2 separate regions of the Homo sapiens genome follow, and region 1 is linked to region 2. A link is a loop called in an ENCODE intact Hi-C map of the cell type or tissue named here. Cell type or tissue: CD14-positive monocyte. All regions are shown on one strand. Links, peaks and the distances in the headings refer to the core of each region. The heading gives the core; the rest is flanking DNA. Region 1 has its middle 43 kb from the start of RAF1. Region 2 overlaps RAF1 (Raf-1 proto-oncogene, serine/threonine kinase).

The links. Peaks named below come from ENCODE experiments on the same cell type or tissue, not always from the same donor. Only the 100,000 strongest peaks of a DNase experiment are listed, where the experiment ranks them.
Region 1: it touches region 2 in a loop (2.2-fold over the local background); 2 of 110 quality-filtered maps call a loop at or near these places.

What each region holds. Positions count from the first base shown.
Region 1 is chr3:12,705,352-12,708,261 of GRCh38, forward strand. No RefSeq gene overlaps it. Among named protein-coding and RNA genes, the nearest start is that of RAF1, 43 kb to the left of the region's middle. In CD14-positive monocyte, for the core only: CTCF peaks have their summits at 1,329 (motif pointing right) and 1,532; DNase peaks (open chromatin) are centred at 1,300 and 2,220.
Region 2 is chr3:12,646,031-12,648,940 of GRCh38, forward strand. All of the region lies in intron 1 of RAF1 (Raf-1 proto-oncogene, serine/threonine kinase), which reads right to left. Among named protein-coding and RNA genes, the nearest start is that of RAF1, 17 kb to the right of the region's middle. RefSeq lists an enhancer at 2,698-2,747. In CD14-positive monocyte, for the core only: no CTCF peak of the experiment used is centred there; DNase peaks (open chromatin) are centred at 1,771 and 2,501; H3K4me3 peaks cover 1,403 bases; H3K27ac peaks cover 2,500 bases.

The DNA.
Region 1 (2,910 bases), core at 309-2,808, 59 kb after region 2:
GGATTCCTGGGTTTGTGACATTCGGAATTGGAAGGATTGTGAGACCTTTGCTGAAACAGGGATGGCTAGACAACAACCATGTTTTGGGGGGAAAGGCTTGATTTCTATTCTGGATATATAGAGGTTGAGAGGCTTTGGGACATTCACATGGAAGTGTCAAAGGAGAGGAATGTGAGAACCGTCAGCGTACAAAGCTGGGAACTGTAGCTGAGGGTGAAGTTGCCCAGAGCGAAAGGCCGGGGTGAGATAAGAAGAGGGCCAAGGACTGAGCTCTGAGGAACCCAAGCATTTAACAGTCAAGCCTGCAAAGGAGACAGAGAAGGGACAACCAGAGAGGTAGGATAAAAAATGAGGATTGTGCAATGTCAGGGAAGACATGAAAAGAGGATGATAGAAGAGAGCAGTCAATGACATCTTACACTGCTCAGAGGTCAAGTCAGAAGAGAACTGAGGGCCAGGTGCAGTGGCTCACACCTGTAATCCCAACACTTTGGGAGGCTGAGGCAGGGGGATCACTGGAGCCCAGGAGTTCGAGACCAGCAACATGGTAAGACCCTGTCTCAAAAATAAATAGACAGACAGACAGACAGACAGATAGGACCAAAGGATCCATCGAGGTTGGTGGCCTTCAGGAAAGCCATTCCAGTTTTCTGGGGCTCACTAAAGTGAGCACTCACTCCCTTATTAGGCAGCATGAAATGAGTGAGCCCATAAAATGGGGCCAGCAGAAGAGCTGGGGCTATTTCCAAAGAGGGAATCCAGATGGCCAACAAACCCTTGAAAAGGGGCCAAACCTCAATAGTCACCAGAGAAATGTGAATTAAAACCACAATGAGCTTTCATTTTACGCCCACTAAATTGGCTAAAAATAAAAAACCTAATGATACTAGAATTTGGCAGGGGTATTAAGCAAGTGGAACTCTCAGGTGCTGTTGGTAGGAATGCAAGTTGATATAACCATCTTGGGAACAGTTTGACATTAACTAGTGTGGTTGAGGATGTGCATAGTGTGTTAAGCCAGGTTTCCTGAGAAACTGAGGAGGGTGTTGGCATGCAGAGGTTTTATGGGGAATGCCCTTAGAAATAGCACCTATGAGGTAGTGAGGAATCAGGATTTCCCATAGGGAGAGGATGAACTGTGCTAGAGTTGTAACAGAGACCTCTGTCACTGGGAGCTCTGAAACTGGGATGGCCCTTCACAGTTGTCCTGAACTGACAGAAGGGCATCATGCCTTTATACTCCTCTGTTGATCAGTCATTGGCTGGAACTGCACCCAAAGAGTGGTTGCAACCTTTTCCACTAGAGGGCTCTCCTGCCACCTGGGAAGTGAGTGAGTGCCTTGGTCCTGAAGAGGGAGATCTAACACATCACAGCATCCACTACAGTCCTGCACCACATGGATCCCCCTGCTTCATAAAATAAGCTAAACCCATCTGAGAACAGCTTCTCCAGGATTCTGCTTCATCTCTTTTTCTCTTTCTTTCCTTCTTTTTCTTCCCCTTTCTTTCTTTCTTTTTATTTCTCTTTTTTCTCTCTCTTTTCTTTCTCCCTCTTTTCTTTCTCTCCTTTTTTCTTTCTTTTCCCTTTCCCCTTTCTTTTCCTTTCTAATAAGGTCTCACTCTTTTGCCCAGGCTGGAGTTGCAGTGGCAACCATGGCTCACTGCAACCTCGACCTCCTGGGCTCAAGTGATTCTCCCACCTCAGCCTCCCAAGTAGCTGGGACTACAGGTGTGCACCACCATACCCGGCTAATTTTTATAGAGACAGGATCTTGCTATATTGTCCAGGCTGGTTGAAAACTCCTGAGTTCAAGTAATCCTCCCATCTTTGCCTCCAAAAGTGTTAGGATAACAGGTGTGAGCCATTACACCTGGCCATTTTCTTTTCTTTTTTCATCTCTTTTTCTGGGGAAGTTTGAGAAGGTTAGTGGAATGAATGGCAGCTGTCACGCTGCAGCTGGTCTCAGGGCACAGCTGATAGTCTTCTTCTCCCTCCTCTCCTGTGCATTCTAGATCCCCTCACCCTCGGCCAGCGTCTCTGCTGGTCTAGGTGGCTTACCTAGTGAGATGGCCCTGAGAGGTTTGAGACCATGGTCACCATGCTTGTCTCAGGTCATGGTTGCCGCATCTGTCTATTAACCATCAAAGTTGGTCAGAGAAGAACCAAGAATCACCGCAATAGATCTGCTGGAGTGTTAGATGAGTCCCTCCCCATCCTGTTGTGCAACAGCAGCCCTGCCTCCTCCTGGTGATCATTTAACCTGCCAAGAACATGACTCCTTTTTTTGCCTGCTGGTCTGTTGGTGTAAGGAGCCTGAAGTGACCAGGTGGCAGCTGGTTTGATAAGACAAATTTTATTGGCCTCCTGGGGGAAGCATCCTCCTGCTGGGAATGAGGACTTCTAGACCTATAGAGCCTAGAGCTGTACAGATGAAAGGACTGATTTCTCCCAGCAGCTCACTGGGAGTACAGTGAGAGCAGCCACTCATACTTCCACCCCCGGATTCCCAGATCCATTTATTCTACTTCGACAAGACAGCCCCAGCCCCAACCTGGAAATACCATCTGATGTCTCTCTACAGGCCTGCAAAGAGCAGGCACTTGAGCTCTTAATCAACAACTCATAAATGGCTGTTGATTCAGGGTGAATACTGCATCCTGGGGGATGGTGCTGTATCCTTGCAGTGTCATTTCCAGATTGATGCCTTGGCTGCATTTCTTTTTTTCTAACTAAAGTGCTTTTTATTTATTTTATTTTATTTTATTAATTTTTTGGGGGCGACAGAGTCTCACTCTTGCTGGAGTGCAGTGGCATGATCTTGGCTCACTGCAACCTCTGCCTCCCAGGTTCAAATGATTCCTGTGCCTCAGCCTCCCAAGTAGGTGGGACCACAGGTGTGTGTTACTTCA
Region 2 (2,910 bases), core at 309-2,808:
AAGGATTTAGCTTAAATTCATTAGAGCAGTCATATTCTTAATGCTTTTTTATAACTTATCCTTTCTTTTTACTCATTAAATAATATACTAATAGATGGTGTATCAAAAATCTAATCTTTGTTTTTTAGAGACGGAGTCTCCCTTTGTCACCTAGGCTGGAAGTGCAGTAGCTTCATCATAGCTCACTGTAGCCTCAAACTCCTGGGCTCAAGCAATCCTCCCACCTCAGCCTCCTGAGTAGCTGGAAAAATATAATCTTTCATTCATGCAGCTAACATTATAATCTACAGCAAATGGATAAAGAATTAAGACAGGCAGAAATATAATAACGATATTACCGGTTTCTTTTAAGTCTTTTTTTTGAGGTGGAGTCTTCCTCTGTCACCCACGCTGGAGTGCAGTGGCACGATCTCAGCTCACTGCAACCTCTGCCTCCAGGTTCAAGTAATTCTCCTACCTCATCCTCCTGAGTGGCTGGGACTACAGGTGCGCACCACCAACGCCCTGCTAATTTTTGTATTTGTCTTTTTTTTTTTTTTGAGACAGAGTCTCACACTATTGCCAGGCCGGAGTGCAATGGCACAATATCGGCTCATTGCAACCTCCACCTCCCGGGTTCACATGATTCTCCTGCCTCAGCCTCCCGAGTAGCTGGGATTATAGGCACACACCACCACACCCGGCTAATTTTTTGTATATTTAGTAGAGACGGGTTTTACTATGTTGGCCAGACTTGTCTCAAACTCCTGACCTCAGGAGCCACCTGCCTCAGCCTCCCAAAACGCTGGGATTACAGGTGTGAGCCACCACGCCCAGCCTAATTTTTGTGATTTTAGTAGAGAAAGGGTTTCAATGTGTTGGCCAGGCTGGTCTCAAACTCCTGACCTCAAATGATCCACCCACCTTGGCCTCCCAAAGTGCTAGGATTACAGGAGTGAGCCACTGTGCCTGGTTTTTAAAGTCATTATTAAAATCTTCATTACCGGCCAGGCGTGGTGGCTCACGCCTGTAATCCCAGCACTTTGGGAGGCCGAGGCGGGCAGATCACGAGGTCAGGAGATCGAGACCATCCTGGCTAACATGGTGAAACCCCGTCTCTACTAAAAATACAAAAAATTAGCCTGGTGTGGTGGCGGGCACCTGCAGTCCCAGCTACTCGGAAGGCTGAGGCAGGAGAATGGCGGGAACCCAGGAGGCGAAGGCTGCAGTGAGCTGAGATCGCGCCACTGCACTCCAGCCTGGGCGACAGAGCGAGACTCCATCTCAAAAAAAAAAAAAAAGAAATTCAGGCCAGGCATGGTGGCTCACCCCTGTAATCTCAGCACTTTGAGAGGTTGAGGCAAGCAGACTGCTTGAGCCTAGAAGCTTGAGACCAGCCTGGACAACATGGAGAAACCCCATCTCTACAAAAAATCAGCCATGCACGGTGTAGCACATGTGTAGTCCCAGCTATTCAAGAGGCTGAAGTGGGAGGATCACCTGAGCCCAGGGAGGTCCAGGTTGCAGTGAGCCATGATTGTGCCACTGCATTCCAGCCTGGGCAACAGAGTGAGACCCTGTCTCAAACAAACAAACAAACAAACAAAACAAATAAATAAATTTTAAGTGGTCACAACACTGGAAAAAAAATAACTTTCACACATAAAAAGTTTCTGCTGAGCAAATATGCTCAAATGTTAGTTTCCTAACCAGTCCAAAAGGGCACTCTCATGCACTGCAAGGTGATGTGTACGTGTCAATATTTTTCGTTTCCTCACTCCTCTTTCTCAATTTCTGACCACAAACTGGTAACTTCATCAGATGACAGCCCAGAATAAACACACATGAAGAAATAAGCCACTCTACTCTTCTAAAAGTTAGCAGGGGCTGTACAAGTTTACAAAACAGACTCCTACATTTTAAAAGTGTAACTTTAAAAATACAAGTTAAAAACGAGCTAGTTCAAAAACAATTATGCTAAAACAAATCAGTTCCACAAATGATACCTGGAGCCAACTTTATTTTTAACTCTCACCACAAATAAGCTTAAATTATTTTCATTTTAAATCACATTGTCTGGACTCTTTTTTAACCCGAGTTTTTCTTTTCACCTTCAAATCAGTCATTGTTTTCTTCATCTAGTCAGCAACTGCTGATTTTTAAAATAAACAGATGTGTATTCAAAGTACACCATTAACACAAGTACCAAAACACACAATGTACAAATAAAATATGGTTTAGGAATGATTATTCAGATAGCCAAGTAACAGCGAAGTTAAAAAAAAAAAAAAAAAAGCTACATAATGAAGTAGGAAGGAAGGGGGAAAAAAATCACCTGGAAACACTAACAATTTCCACACTAATTTCTCTTTCATACTAAAGGCATTAATTTTCACAGTAAATCTTGCATATTCAACAAGTGGTTAAAAAAAATTAGCCCTCCTCAAAGATAAGGACACAGAATATAAGTGAATCATTCATTCTACACACTGGCATCACTCATTTGGCAGAGGAGATGTGTCCTCAAGAGAAGAGGTATTCCCCCAAGTTTACATCTTACCAAAGCAGTTTCAAGAAGTAACCATCTATATTAGCCGGATGTGGTGGTGCACACCTGTATTCCCTACTCAGATGGCTGAGGCACGAGAATCATGTGAACCCAGGAAGCAGAGGTGGCTGTGAGCCGAGATCGCACCACTGTCCTCCAGCCTGAGTGACAGAGTGAGATTCTGCTTCAAAAAAAAAAAAGTAACCATCTGATTCAGCCAGCTCCCCTACACTTCCTTCTGGAGTCAATGGCTTTCAAATAGAAAAATTCCCATCGGCCGGATGCGGTGGCTCACGCCTGTAATCCCAGCACTTTAGGAGGCCGACGTGGGCGGATCACCTGAGGTCGGGAGTTCAAGACCAGCCTGACCAACATGGAGAAAC